2 separate regions of the Homo sapiens genome follow, and region 2 is linked to region 1. A link is a loop called in an ENCODE intact Hi-C map of the cell type or tissue named here. Cell type or tissue: IMR-90. All regions are shown on one strand. Links, peaks and the distances in the headings refer to the core of each region. The heading gives the core; the rest is flanking DNA.

Region 1 (4,000 bases), core at 1-4,000:
TTGAGACATTGTCTCACTCTGTCACCCAGGCTGGAGTGCAGTGGTGTGATCACAGCTCACTGCCATCTCAGCCTCCCCAGGGTCAGGTGATTCTCCTGCCTCAATGTCTTGAGTAGCTGGGACTACAGGCGCGTGCCACCACGTATGCTAATTTTTGAGTTTTTTTGTAGTGAGTTTCTGCCGTATTGCCCAAGCTGGTCTTGAACTCCTGGGCTCAAGTGATCCACCCACTTCAGCCTCCCAAAGTGTTGGGATTACAGGTGTGAGCCACTGTGCCTGGCCAGGAACACTTCTATAAATAATAGCAACAAATGAATTGGGCTAGTTTACTTTATACTTTCTATTGTGTAATGGTTTATAACCAGCTTATGTTTTGAAGTGGTGACAGTGCTTGGTAGAGGCACTTTTTATTCAAAATAGTTATTGGAACTAAGCTGACATAATTATTTGAATAATCACTCGGCAGTCTGTTCTGTATCTGTAATAAAAGATGTTAACTGGTCATTTTTAATTTTCAGCATATATTTGCATAATGTGAAAACATTTCTATGTATTCTTAATAGCCAAAGTTTTTCCTATTTGGAATACTGATGATTGGACAGTGTCATTTTCCTTAACAGTGCAATGTGAGGCTTATTATCAAATTATAGAAAAGTAATTTGTTTTTGTGTAACTTTAAACAATTCTTTTTAAGTTTGGCAGACCTGATGCCCAGAGTCAAGGTACAATCAGTTGAAACTGTTGAAGGGTGTACACATGAGGTAAGCACAAACAGCATACAGAAGGTTAGTGTTACAAATGGGATTTTTCTTTGGACTATCTAGTATGATGATCAGCAAACAGTTTAGCCATGAGGACCTTGGAAACAATAAATAGTTTCCATGGGGTACCTAGTGGAAGAGTTGGGGCTTTGTAATTAAACTTGGGTTCAGATCCTCCCCCAGCATTTTTCTTAACTATAATCTTGGGTAAATTTCTTATTTTAACTTTTTTTTTTTTTTTTTTTTTTTTTTTTTTTTTTTTTTTTAAGGCAGAGGTTCGCTGTTGTCGACCAGGCTGGAGTGCAATGGCGCAATCTCGGCTTACTGCAACCTCCGCCTCCCGGGTTCAAGCAATTCTCCTGCCTCAGCCTCCTGGGTAGCTGGGATTACAGGCGTGCGCCACCATGCCCGGCTAATTTTTGTATTTTTAGTAGAGATGGGGTTTCACTATGTTGGCCAGGCTGGTCTCAAACTCCTGACCTCGTGATCCACCTGCCTCAGCCTACCAAAGTGCTGGGATTACAGGCATGAGCCACTGCGCCGGGCCAATCTTGGGTAAATTTCTTAACCTCTTTGTTTATTTAAAAACATTGTTTTTTTGTAGTTTTTAAATTTGCAATAAAGGGATCTACCTTGTGGTGTGGTTGTGAGGATTATAGAAGTAAATTAGGTAAAGTACCTAGCACAGAGTAGGTGTTTAGAGCATTCATACTCCTAAAGTTAAGTAACAGTGCTATTTTTGAAGGTTACATGCTATTTCATGTCTTGCTCCAATGACTGATAAATTGCAGTTTCTTTGTTCTGCCACAAGATGGTGGTCAGAGATAGCTTGTATCCATTTAGAAGTGAGAATTTATACACATTAGGGACATGATGGAACTATAACACTATTTCCTTCTCAAAATTTTTTATTATAAACATTATAGCAAGTTATTTTTAGAGGTAATTGGAGAATCTCATTAAAAGTCTGTTGAATAAGCAGAGTAATCCAAATTAACAAAAAGACTTTCAATGTAGGTTTAGAACCTTATCTTTTTTTTTTTTAACTTCAGATTCAGGAGGTGGTACATATGCAAGTTTGATTTTTTCAGGAGGTGGTACATATATGCAAGTGTTGTTTTTTTGGGGGGGTTTTTTTTTGTTTTTTTTTTTTTTAAGAGTCTCACTATGTCATCCAGGCTGGAGTGCAGTGATGTGATCTCGGCTCACTGCAACCTCCACGTCCCAGGCTCAAGCAATCCTTCTGTCTCAGCCTCCCAAGCAGCTGGGATTACAGGTGCGTGCCACCACGCTTGGCTAATTTTTTTTTTTTAATTTTTTTTTTTATTTTTAGTAGAGACTGGGTTTCACCATGTTGGTCAGGCTGGTCTCAAACTCCTGACTTCAAGTGATCCAGCCATCTTGGCCTCCCAAAGTGCTGGGATTACAGGCATGAGGCACTGTGCCTAGCCATGTGCAGGTTTGTTACATGGGTATATCGTGTAATGCTGAGGTTTGGGCTTCAGTTGAACCCGTCACCCAAATAGTGAACATACTACCCAGTAGGTATTAAATAGTTTTTCAACCCTTTCCCACTTCACTTCCTGCTGTTGGAGTCCTCAGTGTCTGTTGTTCTTATCTTTATGTCCATGTGTACCCTATGTTTAGCTCTCACTAAACGTAGTGAGAATATGCGGTATTTGATTTTCTGTTTCTGCGTTAAATCAGGATGATGGCCTCCAGCTGCATCCATGTTACTGCAAAGGACATGATTTCTAGAAATTTATCTTTTAAAATATTTTTCTACTGAAAGTCTCTTATGTTTCTTTAGAGGTAGTACATAGTGTCTGACAGGTGTGATGTCCATTTGATTATTCAAGATATGTTAGACCCTATTCAGTTATCTGGGCTTATAAAAGATGGAAAAACATAAACATGGCTGGGCACAGTGGCTCACGTCTATAATCCCAGCACTTTGGGAGGGCGAGGCAGGCGGATTGCCTGAGGTCAGGAGTTTGAGACCAGTCTGGCCAGCATGGTGAAACCCCGTCTCTACTAAAAATACAAAAAAAATTAACCAGGCATGGTGGCATGTGCCTGTAATCCCAGCTACTCAGGAGGCTGAGGCAGGGGAATTGCTTGAACCAGGGAGGTGGAGGTTGCAGTGAGCTGAGATCACGCCACTGTACTCCAGCCTGGGTGACAGAGTGAGACTCTGTCTCAAAAAAAGAAAAAAGAAAAGAAAAAAGAAATACAAACTCTATTCTCAGGAGGTCAAAAGCCCCTTCTGTGCTCCATGATTATCTTCAAGCCCACCTTTCTGTCACTTCTTCCCACTTTCTCAGCAGGGTGACTTTTCCTCTTCACAGGCTTGAGGATATCAAGTTGAAATGTCCTCTGATTATAACCTCCATCACCAAGGCTATTTGTACGTGTCACATTCCCCTTCCAGACTAAGGATGGTTGTTCTGCCAGTATTCTTGGTTGTGTCTTATCCTATCTCCACAAAGACTTTATTTATTTATTTTTAATTATTATACTTTAAGTTCTGGGGTACATGTGCAGAACATGCAGTTTTGTTACATGGGTATACACCTGCCATGGTGGTTTGCTGCACCCATCATCCTGTCAGCCTTCATTAGGTATTTCTCCTAATGCTATCCCTCCCCTAGCCCCCCACCTCTCTACAGGCCCCGGTTTGTGATGTTCCCTGCCCTGTGTCCATGTGTTCTCATTGTTCAACTCCCACTTACGAGTGAGAACATGGCAGTGTTTGGTTTTGTGTTGTTGTGATAGTTTGCTGAGAATGAGTTTCCAGCTTCATCCATATCCCTGCAAAGGACATGAACTCATCAACTTTTATGGCTGCATAGTATTCCATGGTGTATATGTGCCACATTTTCTTTATCCAGTCTATCACTGATGGACATTTGGGTTGGTTCCAAGTCTTTGCTATTGTGAATAGTGCTGCAATGAATATACGTATGCATGTGTCTTTGTAGTAGAAAGATTTATAATCCTTTGGGTATATACCCAGTAATGGGATCCTGGGTCAAATGGTATTTCTAGTTGTAGATCCTTGAGGAATCGCCACACTGCACAAAGACTTTATTAATTTCCTTTTCCCTTAACTATTTCTAGAGTCTCTTTTTTTCTAATTGCCATTCCCTGTCAGCATATGAGCATTCAAAAGTTTCTCTTTCTGTTCTATGTTGTTTTCTACCCACTGTGTTGTTATTCTTCTGTTTTGTAGTAGTTTC
Region 2 (5,680 bases), core at 999-4,998, 870 kb after region 1:
GAGCTCTAAGAACAAGGACCCCCGGTAACAATATCTTGGTCCACAAAATATCCAGTTGAACTGATTGAAGGGTGGTTAAGTATGTAGTTTTTGCACTCAACTTCCCCTCTCCCTGTTGATAAGGTAAACCTGATTATTCTCTAGGGACTACTTCCTCTCCTCTTCTAGCCCACAGGCTGATTCAGTGGAATTGGCTATATCCCTGGTCAGGGGCAGAACATGTGGCTTAGAACTAAGCCACTCAGCACTAGCATTATCCTGGCCATGGAGATGGATTCAGGGATGTGACCCAATTAGAGCCCACGAAAAGCAATGATACGTTTGATATGTTGACTGGGGTTGTCGAGAACAATACTGTTGCTTTATTCTACCACCCATGAACCTGGAAGCCACCTGGTGACATCTTTCTCTTACCAGAGAAAGGTGGAGATATTTTCTCTGCCCTGCCCCCGCAACCCCGCCACCCCCCTACAACCAAAAAAAAAGAAAAAGAAAAAAGAAATCTTAGCCTAGGTCAATCTCCCGAAGCATTTCCCCAATGTTTTCTGGTAGTTTCATGTCTTACATTTAAATCTTTAATCCATTTTGATTTGACTTTTGTATATGGTGAGAGATAGGGGTCTAGTTTTATTCTTCTGCATATAGATATCCAGTCTTCCAGCACCTTTTATTGACGAGACTGTCCTTTCCCAAATGTATGTCTTGGTGCCTTTGTTAAAAATGAGTTGACTGTAAATGTGTGAACTTGTTTCTGGAATCTCAATTCTGTTCCATTGGTCTACGTGGCTGTTTTTATGCCAGTATCATGCTATTTTGGTTACTATAGCCTTGTAGTATAATTTGAAGTCAAGTAATGTGATGCCTCCAGCTTAAGTCAATTTACATAGATTTTGTGTATTCGTTTGGATTTTCTTTTTAATCACTGAAAAAGTTCTGACTGATAAAACGTTTTAAAAAAGAACTTGGAGTTTTAGCTGGAAAATTAGCTCTATAGAAATAAACAGCGTTGTAATAAATTAGTAGGAAGTCTGGCTGAATTACCAAATCTAGTAGCCATATTGAGGGCAGTGATAGGCCTTTTCCATTCTTAACTGGTCAGTGTCATATTGAGGTCTATGGTCTCAATTAAACAGGGGTATAGTGGCTGGAGAACATTCAGAGGTGAGTGACTGGAGGTATGAATGGACTTTAATCATGTCACGTGAAGAATGGTTGAAGGAGATAAATGTGTCTACTCTGAAGATTATTCCAGGGGTCATGATAGTAGCCTTCAGATAGTTAAAGAGTTTTTTTAATTAAAAAAATTGTGCAGGAGGCTGAGGCAGGAGAATGGTGTGAATCCGGGAGGCGGAGCTTGCAGTGAGCCAACATCGCGCCACTGCACTCCAGCCTGGGCAACAGAGCGAGACTCTGTCTCAAAAAAAAAAAAAAAAAATGTGGTAAAAGATACATAAAATTTAAAATTTTAACCATTTAAGTGTACTTACAGTTCAATTGCATTATGTCCATTCACACTGTTGTGTAACCATCACTAAAACTCATCTTTTCATCTTCCAAATCTCTGTACTCATTAAACTGTAACTTCCCATTCTTTCCCATCCCCAGTCCCTGGAAACCACCATTCTGCTTTCTGTCTATGAATTTGACTACTAAAGGCACCTCATGTATGTGGAATCAATAACCGTTGTCCTTTCGTGACTGGCTTATTTCACTTAGCATAATGTCCTCAAGGTTCATCCATGTTGTAGAATGTGTCAGAATTATCTCCCTTTTTAAGATTTAATAATATTTAATTGTATGTATGCATCACATTTTGTTTATTCATTACCTGTCAGTGGACACTTGCGTTGTTCCCATCTTTTGGCTATTGTGAATAATGCTGCTGTGAACATGGGTCTACAAATCTTTTTGCATTCCTGCTTTTAATTCTTTTGGGTATATACTCAGAAGTGGAATTGCTAGATCATGTGATAATTCCATTTTTAATTTTTGAAGGAACCACCATACTGTCTTCCAAACGGCTGCACCATTTTGTATTTCCACCAAAGTGCACAAGAGTTTCAATTTCCCCATATCCTTGCTAACACTTATTATTTGTTGTTTGGGTTTTAAAAAAAATAATAGCCATCCTAATGATGGTGAAGTGGTATTTCATTGTGGTTTTGATTTGCATTTCTCTAATATTAGTGACAGTGAGCATTTTTCCAAGTGCTTATTGGCTATAGGCATATCTTTCAAGAAATGTCTATTCAAATCCTTTGCCCATTTTTAATTGAGTTGTTTGGCTTTTTGTTGCTGGGTTGTAGGAGTTCTTTATATATTCTGAATATTAAACCTTTATCAGGTATATGATTTGCAAATATTTTCTCTCATTCTGTGGGTTGCCTTTTCATTCTGTTGATAGTGTCCTTTGATGACAAAGCTTTTAATTTTGATGTAGTCTAATTTGTTGATTTTTTCTTCTGTTGTCTGTGCATTTGATGTCATAGCCAAGAAATCATTGCCAAATCCAGTGTCATGAAGCTTTTCCCTAGGCTTTTTTCTATGAGTTTTACAGTTTTAGGTCTTATGTTTGGGTCTTTGATCCATTTTGAGTTAACTTTTATATATGGTGTAAAGTAAGGGTCCAAATACATTTTTTTCCACATGGCTATCCTGTTTTTCCAACATCATTCATTGAAAATACTATTGTCTTAGTCTGTTTCCTGCTGCTATAACACAATACTATAGACTGGGTAATTTATAAATAAACTTATTTGGCTCATGGTTCTTGAGGCCAGGAAGTCCAAGGGCATGATGCCAACATGTGGTGAGGATGATCTCATGGCAGAAGGGTGAAAGGCAGAAGCGAGCATCTGAGACAGAAGAGGAAATCAGGCCAAACTCATTGTTTCTATCAGGCACCCATGCCAGAAGATATCTAACTCACTCCTAATATAACAGTATTAATCAATTCATCAGAGCAGAGCCCTCGTGCTCCAATCACCTCTAAAAAGCCTACCTCTTAATACTGGTACAATGACAGTTAAATTTCAACACAACTTTCAGTGGGAACATTCAAGTCATAGCAACTATTCTTTCCCTATTGAATGGTCTTGGCACTCTTGTGGAAAATCAGTTGACCATAAATGTATGGGATTATTTCTGGACTTTCAGTTCTATTCTACTGATCTATATGTCTGTCTGTATGCCAGTACCACACTGTTTTCATTACTGTAGCTTTGTAGTAAGTTTTGAAATCAGGAAGTGTGAAACCTCCAACTGTTCTTTTTGAAGATTGTTTTGGCTATTTTGGGGTCTCCTGAAATTCAATATGTATATTAGGATGATTTTTCTATTTCTGTAGAAAACATCATTGGGATTTTGACAGAGATTATATTGAATCTGTAGATTGCTTTGTGTAGTACTGGCATCTTAATAATATTAAGTTTTCTAATTCATGGAACATAAAATGTCTTTCCATTTACTGGTGTTTTCTTTAATTTCTTTCAGCAATGCTTTGTAGTTTTCAGTGTACCAGTCTTTTACCTCCTTGGTTATTCCTAAGTATTTTATTCTTTCTCATACTATTGTAAATAGAGTTGTTTTTCGAAGGGCTTTTATGCAAACAATTTTATGGTTAAATTGCTGTGTGAGACTCCAGTAGTTAGAAATAGCAGTGGGTGAGAGTGACAGAGAGACAGGTATTCTAATTATTATTAGAGCTTATAAAAATGGACCGAGTCACCTCAAGAAGTAGTGAGCTTCCTGTCACTGAAGATGACCTCTCTTGGCTAGATGACCACCAAACCTGTTTAGAAGGAATTTAGACATAAAGTGAAGCACAGTGTAGGGGGAAAAGGAAGACGTGTGAAGCAGAATAGCATGTACTTCAGAATTCCTTCTGGCCCTGCGATGTACACTAAACCACAGCACAACAAGGAAATAGGAAATGAAGGAGCTTCCCTAGAAGTTATTTAGAAAGAGCCAATCTAAGTTGCGGTCAATGCAAATAATTGGGCACAAACTTAGAAACTGTACAGAGAATTTCTATAGAAATGAGGAAGCATGATGTAGAAATAACAAGTACAAAGAAAAGTATGACTGATGGTCCTAATGGAATCTAAAATGAGAGCAGGAAAGTTTTTTTCTACTGACAATCAGAAACCCACTTATTAAGATGTCTAAAAGATCTACATAAACAAACAATACCTCAGTCCTTCCTTGTCTCCTTCCTATTGCTCCTCTCTCTCTCTCTCTCTTTCTCATCTATTTGTCATCTATGTTTCTTTCCACACTGCTTACATGAGGAGCATGTTTTGAATGGTCTTGCCTCTCTCACTGCTTTAAACAGATAGACTTCTGTACGGGTGCATAAAGAGAGATTCCAGAATACACACAGGGTGAGAGACTCTGAGGGTAGAAAATGGAAGAAACATGAAGAAATAGGAAGAAAGAAGCATGTGAAGACACGCAGATTATATTTTATTTAAAACTCTGCCGCTGCTGCCGGAGACTGATCTGGGCGGCAGTTGGCGGCCTCGGCTAGCGGCCAGGAGCCACTTCTGCGGGTGCCCAGAGAAGCAAAAGTCGCCGGTCCCATGTCGTCGCCCTCTCTGCCCCCCAGGAGGGGCAAGAGGGAGCCACGGCCGATGACAGAAATACACTTTCCGAGATGGCCTCTAAATCCTGGCTGAATTTTTTAACCTTCCTCTATGGATCGGCAATAGGGTTTATTTTATTTTCTCAGCTACTTAGTATTTTGTTGGGAGAAGAGGGTGACACCCAGACTAATGTTCTTCATAATGATCCTCATGCGAGGCATTCAGATGATAATGGACAGAATCATCTAGGAGGACAAATGAACTTCAATGCAGATTCTAGCCAACGTAAAGATGAGAACACAGACATCGCTGAAAACCTCTATTAGCAAGTTAAAATTCTTTGCTGGGTTATGACAGGCTCTCAAAACCTACAGAAAAAGGCCAAACATGTCAAAGCTACATGGGCCCAGCGTTGTCTAAAAGTATTTTTTATGAGTTCAGAAGAAAATAAAGACTTCCGTGCTGTGGGATTGAAAACCAAAGCAGGCAGAGATGAGCTATACTGGAAAACAATTAAACCTTTTCAGTATGTTCATGAACATCATTTAGAAGATGCTGATTGGTTTTTGAAAGCAGATGATGACACATATTTCATACTAGATAATTTGAGATGGCTTCTTTCAAAATATGATTCTAAAGAACACATTTATTTTAGGAGAAGATTTAAGCCCTTTGTAAAACAGGGCTGTATGAGTGGAGGAGCAGGATATTTACTAAGCAAAGAAAGCCTTGAAAAGATTTCTTGATGCATTTAAAACAGACAAGTGTCACATAGTTCCTCCACTGAAGACTTAGCACTGGGGAGATGCATGGAAATTATAAATGTAGAAGCAGGAGATTCCAGAGATCCCACTGGAAAAGAAACTTTTCATCCCTTTGTTTCAGAACACCATTTAATAAAGGTTATCTACCTAGAACCTTTTGGTACTGGAATTACAACTATTATCCTCCTGTAGAGGGTCCTGGTTGCTGTTCCGATCTTGCAGTTTCTTTTCACTATGTTGATTTTACAACTGTGTATGTGTTAGAATACCTCGTTTATCATCTTCATCCATATGGTTATTTATACAGATATCAAGCTACCTTACCTGAAAATA

The links. Peaks named below come from ENCODE experiments on the same cell type or tissue, not always from the same donor. Only the 100,000 strongest peaks of a DNase experiment are listed, where the experiment ranks them.
Region 2: a loop joins it to region 1, with 4 times the contacts of the local background. A loop is called at or near these places in 4 of 110 quality-filtered maps.

What each region holds. Positions count from the first base shown.
Region 1 is chr5:55,323,438-55,327,437 of GRCh38, forward strand. It overlaps MTREX (Mtr4 exosome RNA helicase), which reads left to right. Exons shown (of 27, transcript NM_015360.5): 3 at 695-761. All of the region lies in intron 1 of LOC124900979 (a long non-coding RNA gene), which reads right to left. Among named protein-coding and RNA genes, the nearest start is that of MTREX, 17 kb to the left of the region's middle. In IMR-90, for the core only: a CTCF peak has its summit at 1,574 (motif pointing right); no DNase peak of the experiment used is centred there.
Region 2 is chr5:56,187,894-56,193,573 of GRCh38, forward strand. All of the region lies in intron 2 of ANKRD55 (ankyrin repeat domain 55), which reads right to left. It also overlaps the pseudogene C1GALT1P2. Among named protein-coding and RNA genes, the nearest start is that of ANKRD55, 43 kb to the right of the region's middle. In IMR-90, for the core only: no CTCF peak of the experiment used is centred there; a DNase peak (open chromatin) is centred at 2,808.